Linked DNA regions of Mus musculus: region 2 is linked to region 1. A link is a loop called in an ENCODE intact Hi-C map of the cell type or tissue named here. Cell type or tissue: heart. All regions are shown on one strand. Each heading gives the region's core, and the rest is flanking DNA. Links, peaks and the distances in the headings are about the cores only.

The links. Peaks named below come from ENCODE experiments on the same cell type or tissue, not always from the same donor. Only the 100,000 strongest peaks of a DNase experiment are listed, where the experiment ranks them.
Region 2: a loop joins it to region 1, with 2.6 times the contacts of the local background. A loop is called at or near these places in 21 of 42 quality-filtered maps.

What each region holds. Positions count from the first base shown.
Region 1 is chr5:102,066,536-102,071,914 of GRCm38, forward strand. It overlaps Wdfy3 (WD repeat and FYVE domain containing 3), which reads right to left and starts at 3,386. Exons shown (of 67, transcript NM_172882.3): 1 at 3,061-3,386. In heart, for the core only: CTCF peaks have their summits at 2,928 (motif pointing left) and 3,518; DNase peaks (open chromatin) are centred at 2,816, 3,446, 4,106 and 4,466; H3K4me3 peaks cover 2,234 bases; H3K27ac peaks cover 2,184 bases.
Region 2 is chr5:101,993,308-101,998,686 of GRCm38, forward strand. The region is part of intron 3 of Wdfy3 (WD repeat and FYVE domain containing 3); the gene reads right to left. Among named protein-coding and RNA genes, the nearest start is that of Gm42135, 48 kb to the left of the region's middle. In heart, for the core only: a CTCF peak has its summit at 2,332 (motif pointing right); DNase peaks (open chromatin) are centred at 954 and 3,234; H3K4me3 peaks cover 361 bases; H3K27ac peaks cover 495 bases.

The DNA of each region.
Region 1 (5,379 bases), core at 86-5,085:
CTGTCCTAAACTTCCTGTTGTCCCAAATACTACTGAAAATAAGAACTACGAAATCAAAAGTCTTAAAAGCATATGACCACATAATAGCCACACAATAAATGGCTAAAGTATTAGCCAACAAGAACAGGTGCTGACACAGGAACGGCGGCATTGCTGGCAAGCGTGCTAAGTGGTCTGGTGGATAAAAGCACACTGATGCTCATGATAGGACCTTAAAGTCCCACCTCTGCATATTGAGTCAAGAAAACCAGACCTGTATGCTGAAGGTTAAAATAGCTCATAATACTCATAACTAACCAAAATCTGTATCAATCATGAATAGACAAAAAGTAGGACCATGCTAAAGAGTCCTAGTGCTATAGCGGTAAAAGGAAACTCAGTGCTTGCTGGAGCTGGTTGGTACCAGCTATACAGAGCCCTTGGGTGAGTTCTCAGAACTTTCTCATGTTGTTTAATGAAGCTTAATATAGGCCATGGTGACTGTTACCCTAGAACAACTGCCACAGTTGTTACCATTTACCAGCCCGTGGCTATACCACTGCTCTATGGCACAGGCATTACACTAAACGCACGAAGGCACAAAAGGCAACATTCTGCACCACGAGGCATCTGGACGGTGTTCCACAGAGGACATTAATGGTTGCCAAGGATCTGAGGACTAAGCAAAGGGCCATGAAGGGCCTTCCTAGGGAAGTATGAATGGCCTCTGCTTGTCTGTAAGACAGACCACCCAACTGCACATTCAGATAAAGCGTCACTACATGGAGATGATTCCTGAGTAAACCCAACCTGAAAAAAACCAAATCGGCCATTAATTTGTGAATGGTGCTGTGGGCGAGAAAAGTATCCGCTGTGCAGAAGGGGCTGGGACTCAGAGCAGACGCCAGACAAGCAGATTCTACACAACAGTCATGATGGAAACGCAAGGGTCTGTGCCATTGGAATCACAGAAAACAATAACACTAGAGGGTGGGTGGTTGGGGAGGGGGATGCAGCGAGAAGAGCTTTGGGGTGTGGCTGCAGAGCTGTGTGCATACCTGGGTCACCCCAGCAAGCCCGTCACTGAGCCCTCTGCACTGAAAGCCCATGACTCCAAAATGCCATGCCATTCCGGTCTTCACATCTAATTGGTATCCTAAAACATTGATCATCACTGGCTCTAAACTTAGGCAATCTGGGTCCTAGACTTTCCCTAAAGTTGCCTAATTCCCCATCTGTACAATGGGATCAGCATCTTCCCCGTGTCTGAATGAGAATACACGGATGAATACTTTACATGCATGCTATCCTGGGATCCTCTCCATCTTTCCGTGGTACTCTGATACACTCTCCATCACAAGCATTAGACAGAGACAGGTGGAAAGTACACAAACTAATTTTTTTTCCTCAGACTTGCCTGCATCTACAAGACTTAGACGTTCACGCTCTTCTCAGCCTCCCAGTACCTGGCCAACAGGTATGAGTCACCATACCCAGGTAGGATATTTACTCTTTTTAAACTACGATACCCAGTTGTTTACCATCTTTTGTGGTTCCAGATCAAATGGGGGTGGGGGAGCCCCGATGTAGGCTACATTCTGAGGATAATTTCTAGAAATTCTAAGACCCCACTGAATGCAGCACCTTGGTGATATTTAGGACACCAGAGGTAAACAGTGAAGACTTGTGGAGTTCAGCATCCTCAGAGTACAGAATCTGATCCTGGAATATTACACTACGGTTTAACTTTCTTTCATGTCTTTCCAAGTTACTTCAAAGCCTCATGTTCCTTAACTCATAGCACATTTGTAGAGAAATTTTTGTGAGAAGCATATTTTTACATGAATAGATTTCAACTAAGGAAAAGAGAAACTATTTAAAAACCTGTATTTCTAGTTGCTTGAGGCAGAACTGCTCAAAGTTTTAGTTCTCAAACCTAATGAAATACAGATTTTTTTTAAACATTAAATGCATATCAAGCTAATTCTTACACAGCAGGGTCCCATGATGACAGTTTTATTTAAAGAGGGATTTACTTTGACTAGATCTATACACTAACAGACTATAGTCTTTCTCCTAGACTCTACACTAATACCACATCCCATTTTCCTGTAAATAAGTACATTTTTCATTGTTTTGTTATTTTTACTTGCTTTACATCCTGACAGTGAAAACTGATCTAAACCTGCTTGATAGAGGCCAGCCTGGAATCTGCTGTCTCGACGCAAGGGTTTTGTTTTTCTTTTTTTGTTGGGTTTTCAGACACCATAATAACCACTTGGTACTGACCAACCCATAGCTATTAGTGAACAAAAATAGTTTTTCGTATGCATAAGCACCATTTTTCCCACAGAAAAAACACTTAGCCATTGGTGAGGTACTGAAAATCCATGCATTCGGTAAACATCTGCTTGATCTGATTCTATCCTATTATTTCTACAAAGGAAGAACTCATCATCTGTCTCTCCGATTCAAGAGTCAAAAAATCAATGGAACGCAGCACCTCCGATGCGACCATGGTCCAGAGGGCTCTGGTCGGAAAGGTCACCGCTGCCTTTTCAACCCCGCCATAACCGCGAATGTCGGTGATGCCACCACATCCCCGATGCAGGACAGAAGCATCCCAGGTCCCTTCCACAGGGAAGGGTTTGCAGCTCAGAGCGTAGAGGGATGAGCCAGGAGAGGCCCGCGGCCCTGGAGACGGCGCCCGAGGGATGGAGGCCGCGCTCCGCTGCGCCCGGGCGCGCGCGGGTGGGGGCTGGGGGGTCCGGGAATGGGCACCGGGAGGGTCCTCCCGAGGGGACCGGCATGACCCCCACCTACCCCGGGCGCCGCCGGGTTACGCCCCCGCCCTCCCGGACCTGCGGTCGCCTTGCCCCCGCCTCCCCATCCCCGAGGCCCCCGCACGCCCCTCCGCCGGCCGCCTGGGACCAGCCGCCGACGGCGCCCTCTCCAGGCCCGGAGGAGGACGCGGGTGGGGGAGCGGCTGGGCCGCGGCCTGTCCCCGCGCGGACAGCGCCTCCGCCCCGCAGGAACAAAGCGCGCCGCGGGCGAGCCGGCGAGCGGGCAGGCAGCACTCACCGCGGACGCGCGGGCCCAGGCGTGGGGCCCGGGAGTCCCCCCAGGCCGGGCCGGGGCCGAGCGCCCGCTGCAGTCCGCGAGCTGCGGGGCCGGGGCGGCAGCCGTGCTAGGCAGCCAGGGCAGCGACGCCGCCGCCGCTCCCTTCTCCCGCCTGGGTCCCTGCTCCGCCGCGTCTTCTCCCTCGCCGGGTCCCCGCCGCCGCCTCAGCCTCGGCACTGCACGGGCTGCTCCTCTCCATCAAGGCCGGGCCGGGCCGCGGGGAACATCCCGGAAAGTGAGGGCTGGTGGCCGTCTCCCGCAGCTGCTGGTGGCCATCTTTAATCCTCCTCCTCCTCCCGCTCTCCCCACCTCCCGCGCCCGCTGACGGACGGCTCGGGATCCTCCTCCCGCTCCTCCCGCTCCTCCTACCAGGCCGGCCGCAGAAACTGCAGCCGCGCGGCCGGCCCCTCCCGCCTTTCCTTCCTCTTTCCTACTTCCTTCCCTCGCCGCGGCTCCTGCTTGCCGGCACCCTGGACAGGCGCGCAGCCCAGTCCGCGCCCCGCGCCCCGCGCCCCCTGCCCTCGCCTCCGGGCTCCCGGGTCCTCTGGCGCAGCGCTCACCCCCTCCTCCGGCTTCTCGGGGGACCCTGCTGAGAAAGCACCGCTGCGCGCCCCTGAGCCCTACTCCCATTGCTGGATGCTGTCACCAGCGATGAAAACACGCGAGCCTGCGTTCATTTTACTCCAGCTGGAGTACAAAAGAACTGCCCACGCTAGCTCTTTCACTACGCGGCCTCGAACCCCCACCTCCTCCGGTGCGGATCAGGACCCAGGAGTTTCCAGTCTCCAGGGTTGTCCTGGGTCAGTGACCTTGAGACCTTCTGCTGAGATTTTAGGTTTGCCCTTTCTGGAAAGGTCATTCTTTGTACCTCCATAGACCTGACCAACACAATGTTTGCACTAAATGAGTATGGATTGGTAAACTTGAAACAGCCAAGCGGACATCAGCTTGTCTCTGTTCCTAGTCCGCCCAGCGTACCGTTTGGGTCATACTTCTGTTCTGACGGTGGGGACAAAACTGAGTCAGCATGAATGCTTGAACTCCTTGAGTTGAACAGCTCAGAGTGGGGAAGTAGTGGTACAGAAACTGGAAACACGAGCTTGTTTTCCCAACACTGCAATCTACAGCAGTTTTAGGATTTCCTCTAAAAAAGAAAAAAAAAAAAAAAAAGCCGAAGTAATTTGGACTTGCTGTTTCCTTTTTTTAAGCCAGTTTGTGTTTGGAATTGGATCCAGTTGTACCGATTTACTCCACTGTTTGCTACAAGATTCAGCAGCTGTTCCGTGTGGGGGCCCCTGTTCCTGCTGTTCCCAGGCACCCGCTGGCAGGACAAAGCACCTTTCCCCAGGTGTGGAGAGCCATGCCTGTAAGGCCTGTGCTGGGTGGGGCTGCTGTTGGATGAGGTTGGGGGGTCCCTCAGGAGGATAGAAGAATTGTCCAGAGTTGGAGGCCAGGGAGACAGTCAGGGAAGGGAAGAGACCAGGGGCAGGCTACAGAATAAAAATGTAAATGTTACTCAATTCTGAAAGAGTAGGTCAGAACAACCCCTTTTAAAAAAACCTACTTTTATAACCAGATCATCTAAGGGGGAACAGAAATCCGATGCTTTGCCTCTAAGGCTCACAAAGTAACCTGTAAAGATACTGGCCATTCAACTGTTTTAACTCAGTCTGTGCCATCTATAGAATTCCTTTAAAGCCAAATAGGCTGTGCTATAGCGCTCTATAATACAGTTTTAAATAAATCATTACTGCCAGGTCGCTGGGTGGGGGAGGGGTGTGCCTGCTTCCTTTTCCTTCTTACTGCTCCTTCCTCCTTGGCCCTTTGATGTGTATTCTTTAGGTACCGTTCCTCCAATCTGCCCTTACACAAATGTACCACAAAATTCTCTTCAGCCTGGGAGTGTGGCAGGAAGAAGAGCTACTGGATGCATGGCTACATTAGGGTAAGAAAATCAGTTGAGTCAACACTAAGACCAGGGTGCCTTTCAGAAGGAAGATCTTCAACTAAATATGAATGAGGTTTCGAATTTTTTTTGTAATTATAATTGGGAGAAGAAAATTTATGAAATGTATGTCATCAGCACATTGATTATAAATGTCTTTCTGTTGGAAAAAAAACCATTGCAATAAAGTTCAAGGGTATATCAGTATGCAAATGTGGCAATTTTCCTGCTGGTGTCTTATAGAGAATATTTCACAAAGGTTTTCTCCTAGTGCACACATATACACCCAGCTGCCTTCCCTTGTTTTGCTGAAGCTATACAAATATAAGGATTAT
Region 2 (5,379 bases), core at 261-5,260, 73 kb before region 1:
GGAATACACAGACCATTAACCCATCCAACCAAAAGCCTAAAGAATGCCACAGGCAGCCCCTGAGCTGCTGGGATCCCTCCTCTCCTGTGAGCTCTGCCTTAGTTCACAGCCTAAGTGATAGGCACACAAGGCTCTCTGGTCTGTTACTTTGTTACCACTTCAGAACTCGGAATCCGTGTTCCTAGGTCATGGCCGCTCAAACTTGGCTCCAGAATAAACTGGCATAGGCAAGAATACAGCAAGTAGCAACTATTATTAAATTATCTATTTATGATACATTTACTAACAAATGGATCTATGCTCATGAATCTAATAATTTCCTCAGTGGTGGGAACCAAACTTACTCAGGTTTGTATTGATAGTCTCTGATGGGCGACTACATTATAAGATAAACAAAATGTCATTTGCCTAGTAAGTGGCAAAATCAGATTTTTTTTTCTTCTCTCAAGTTATGAGGACCTCTGCATGGGCCAGATTTATTGTTCCTCAAAAAGTTAAGTATTATAGCATGTAATTTTTTTTAAACTCATAATATATGTATCCTGCTTCTTACCAAATGGATAAACCTTCACAAAACCCCTTAACTGCAGAACAAACTCTGAGTTAAGCTTCTGTCTAAGCGGAAAAGGAGTTGCTGAGAAAAGACTTCCCTATCTGAATTATCAGGATCCCTCACTGATGTGTGACTTCCCTCACATCTGACTGGGGTCTCCAAATCCTCACTTCCTCTCAGGGGTCGAGTGCACCCTGAAAATGAAGAGCAGAAGATGGCTGCTCTGTAGGTGAGCGGCCACCCTAAGGGTCCTTATTGTGTGGCCCTTGCACAGGGGGCAGGGCTGTCACATCCCAGGACTTGCTGCTCTGTGTCACTAATGAGCTCAGCTGTGCCTCTTTAGGGAGAGCCTCCCCGATCCTCCCCCACTCAAGGAGTCCCTCCTCCCCCCAACCCTCCCAGGCTCACAGGGAGTCACTCTCTTGTCCCCATAGTGTACTGTGGAATTGCGACTCTGTCTTTTTCCAACACCAGATCAAAAATAGCATCTGGAGCAAGAGGCAAAGGTGACGATTCCCCATTCAACTTTTTTTGCCCAGTACGGAGGACCCGGGATGGAAGCATGCATTGCAACCTGAGCTTTCTACACAGAGACTTTCTTCTGCTTGAAATGAAAGCTAAAAAATTTTAACTGGCTGCCATGGATACCTGATTTTCCGGACACCCAGGAGTTTCCTAATTCTAAAGCAGTAATGAGCACACGGCCACAGAAATACCCACCGTCACTGGCTTCCCCTCTGCTTTCGACACCAGTATATTAGACACCAGGGATAATAAAACTTGTTTTTAAAGAGTCTCCGCTATATAAGATGGACTCAAACTCATGATCCTCCTGCCTCATACACTCTCCTGAGTGCTGGAAGGGAAAAAATAACAACGAAGAAATAGTCATTATGTTCAGGGTAAAAATAATATTAAACAAAGCTCAGCTTTGTCAAAATTAAAAGCCACTGTACATCCAAATCAACGAAAGAAACATAAACTAATAGCACACAAGTTCCAAACTGGGGAAGAGGGAATAACCTGTGATTTCTAAATAAATAGAAAAGCACGAGATCCAAAACATACAAAGAGCACCTTCTAATCAATGACAGAAAAGCAAATAAACACCACCCTAAACGTGAGCAAAGCACAAGTATACTTTCACAGAAAAAAATAAATAAATGACCAACTACAAAATTAGGAAGGCTGCACAACCTGGTTAATAGTAAAGGAAATGCAACTTTAAAAAAAAGACTTATTTATTTATGTGTATGAGTACACACTGCAGCTGTGCAGACAGTTGTGAGCCTTCATCTGGTTGTTGGGAATTGAATTTAGGACCTCTGTTCACTCCAGTTGGCCCCGCTCCCTCAGGCTCAAAGATTTATTTATTATAAATAAGTACACGGTAGCTGTCTTCAGACGTACCAGAAGAGGGCGTCAGATGGTGGTTATGAGCCACCATTCGGTTTCTGGGATTTGAACTCAGGACCTTTGGAAGAGCAGTCAGTGCTCTTACCCACTGAGCCATCTCTCCAGCCCCCGGAAATTCAACTTAATAAAACAAATTTATAGTGAGCCAAAATATCTTCTTCACATTATATATAAAGTGGATAAGGCCTCAGCTAGCCAAAGTTACCTCCACCCTCATCCCTAGGATACACGGTGGCTTACATGGCAAAAAGGACTTGGCACATGTGCTTGTTGTTGTTGTTTTAACTTTATTTTTACTTTATGTCTTTAAGTGTTTTTATCTGCCTGTATGTAAATGTACCATGTGTGTAGTGCCCTTGGGGGCCAGGAGAGGGCGATAGAGCCCCCTCCCTATGGCCCCAGGAACAGAAGTTATAGTCAGCTGAGAGCAAGTGCTCATGACTGCATTTGATCCCAGCAGACTGGTTGGTCTCTATGAGTTCAAGGCCAGCCTAGTCTACATTGTTGAGATCTGCCCAAAAAATAATAAATAAGCCAGGACTACATAATGAGGCCAGCTTCCAAAATAAATCAAAAGGGCTTAAATGTATGACAAAGTCAGGCTGTGACTGCGGAGATGGCATCAGGGACATGCAGCCATGAGCCTGGAATGTGGCAGCCCAGGGAGAGGGAGAGGAAGGGCCTTGCATCACTAAACCCTGACACCTTCTGAAGGAGCACAGCTCCCGGACGCCCCATTTGTGCTGTCAGACCAATTTCTGACTTCTGACCTCAGTACCCAAAGATAAAAACTCTGTGTCGCCACTTGCCACTTAAGACCAAGGAAACTGCCTGGCAATGGGAACCTAACACAAAACCATAAGTTCAACCTGACATTAGGCTGGTTTAGCTGTGACACTGAACATGGGCACGTCACCTCATCCAGCAGCTCTGCTCCCAGGCACATGCCCAGAGGCCCTCTTTCATGTGCACAGCATGTGTGGGAGAAGGAACATCCATAGGGGATAATCTGTGATTTACTACACAGTTAAGTATATAAAAACAGTAAGAGCAGAAAGTTGAAAAACAATGCTCCGTTATACCACTTTTTGAAATAAAACTTGACATCCCTATGTACACATTCCTGTTAACGCACTACTTGTGAGGCTGTGTGAGTCTACAATGTACTCTGTCCATTTTGTTCATATCCAATACACATGGAAAGCAGAGGAAGAAATAAGCAGGAGAGTGGGTGGCTCCCAGGAGACGGGAGGCGTGGCTTCCTGCTCCCAGGAGACGGGGCCATGGCTTCCTGAACCACACAGGGACACATACGTGCTGGTACTTGTTTGTGCTTTCCAGTTTTATTTTTCCAGTTTAGTCCCATGTCCATGTTTTCATATCATGAAACATTTTGCAATTTATAAACCTTGAAAACGTTTGCATCGCGTGTATCAGAGTTGCTAGACATTGCATGATACATTTTATTGCCTCTCTCCATCTCAGTCTTCGGACACTCGCAGATCTCCGGTGATCACAGAATTCATTGATGTTTATTGGTAGTAAAAAATATGTAAAATAAATATATTTACTGTGCGGGTACACCCACAAAACAGTTTTATTGAACTTTAATTAAAATGCCATTCTTGAGATCATAAAGTAAAAGGCTTTATTTTTTTTTATTATTATTTATTTTTGTTTTTCGAGACAGGGTTTCTCTCTATAGCCCTGGCTGTCCTGGAACTCACGTTGTAGACCAGGCTGGCCTCGAACTCAGAAATCTGCCTGCCTCTGCCTCCCAAGTGCTGGGATTAAAGGCGTGTGCCATCACTGCCTGGCAAGTAAAAGACTCGTAAGACCAGTTTATCAGCTGCTCTCTGTGTGATGCGTAGATACAGCAGGCTCTGTAATTACGAAAGGAATCACGGGAGAACACGCCTGCCTCATGCAATCTGCATGGCTACCCGAGAAAAGGAGCTTCAGCAATGGGAAGTGACTTTGCCCGCTCCTTACTAAGTATGGAACTAAGCGCTGAATTCAACCTTCCACAGCGATGCTCTGTGAGGACGCCCGATGACGCACCTGCCTGCAGGTCTGCTGTTGTGTGGCTTCACACCCACTTAGACAAAATCAGACAGTGTTCATTGCTGGTGGAAGTACACTCTGCACACACCGCGCCTTTCCATCAACATGTGCTGGTAACTGACAGCAAATAGCCCAGTCTGATCCCCGAGGCCATTTCTCAACCTACCAAGAGGTCAGTAAAAGTGTCTTGGGACTTCGGAGGGGGATTTCCAGTGAACATGTGACTACGCCTGCTTTAAAATATACTTCATGTCAATCAGTGACCTGTGGGCTATTCTCATTTACATCCCAGCCTTAAATGTTGGCACAGTCTCCTACACACTGAGGATGCCCTTTTTGTGGATGCAGGCGAGCACAGGTGTCTCCCTGTCCTGGGCCATTCAAGTTTTGAGACAGGGTTCTTAAATGAACCTGAAGCTCCTTCAGCTATGCTGGAATCTGCTCCCCAGCCCCTGGATTCTGGGGTGTATGCTGTAGTACCCAGCTTGTACCTGGGTCCTGGGAGCTGAACTTGGGTTCTCCTGCCTGAGCAGCAAACACCTCACTGATGAATCCATCTCCCTCGCACTGAACACGTTATCTTAACAAGAGTGTGAAACAGGCCAGGGCTGGAGAAGGCAAGGGATATTCCTGCGGACAGTAAAGACTTTTTCCTGTAAATTCTCCACCAAAATTATTTTAAATATACCATCTTCTATTTAGTCATGTAGCGGGGACACGTGGGTGGGAAAGATTAGGTCCTATGAAGCCACAAGGAAACACTTTTAAATACCCGCGGCATTACTGACGACAAAGCAGATACAAACGGCCCTTATCACTAGATCAGATAGCATATCAGAATTATTAACTCTCCTGGTTCAGCAACAGGATTTAAACAATAAAGTTCACCAACACAAACGGAATAAAAACTGCATCTTCAGTCTCATGTGTGGGGAGCGAGGGCTGGACTCACTGACAGGTCTGAGGGATGAACCCTAGAGAGCAGAGCTGGGGACCGGGGGAAAGGGTATAAAATTGATACCTCTGACCCTGAAGCATTATAGGAACACAAGACTGGCCTCCACAGATAGCTATGTGTGAATTACATCACTTCACTGTTGGTCACATGAGGCCATTTTGAAAACCACCTTTGGGGAAGACTGAGAGGGAAATCCCCGGTCCCTTTCCCCCTAATTTTCTTCTTCCTTTTCTTCCGCTTCTTCTTCTTTTTCTTTTTTTAAAATTTGTAGACAGGGTCTCACTATATAGCCCTGGATGTCCCAGAAGTAGTTATGTAGACCAGGCTGGCCTTAAACTCACAGAGACCCTCCTGCCGCTAGCCTTCCAAGTGCTAGGATTAAAAAGTG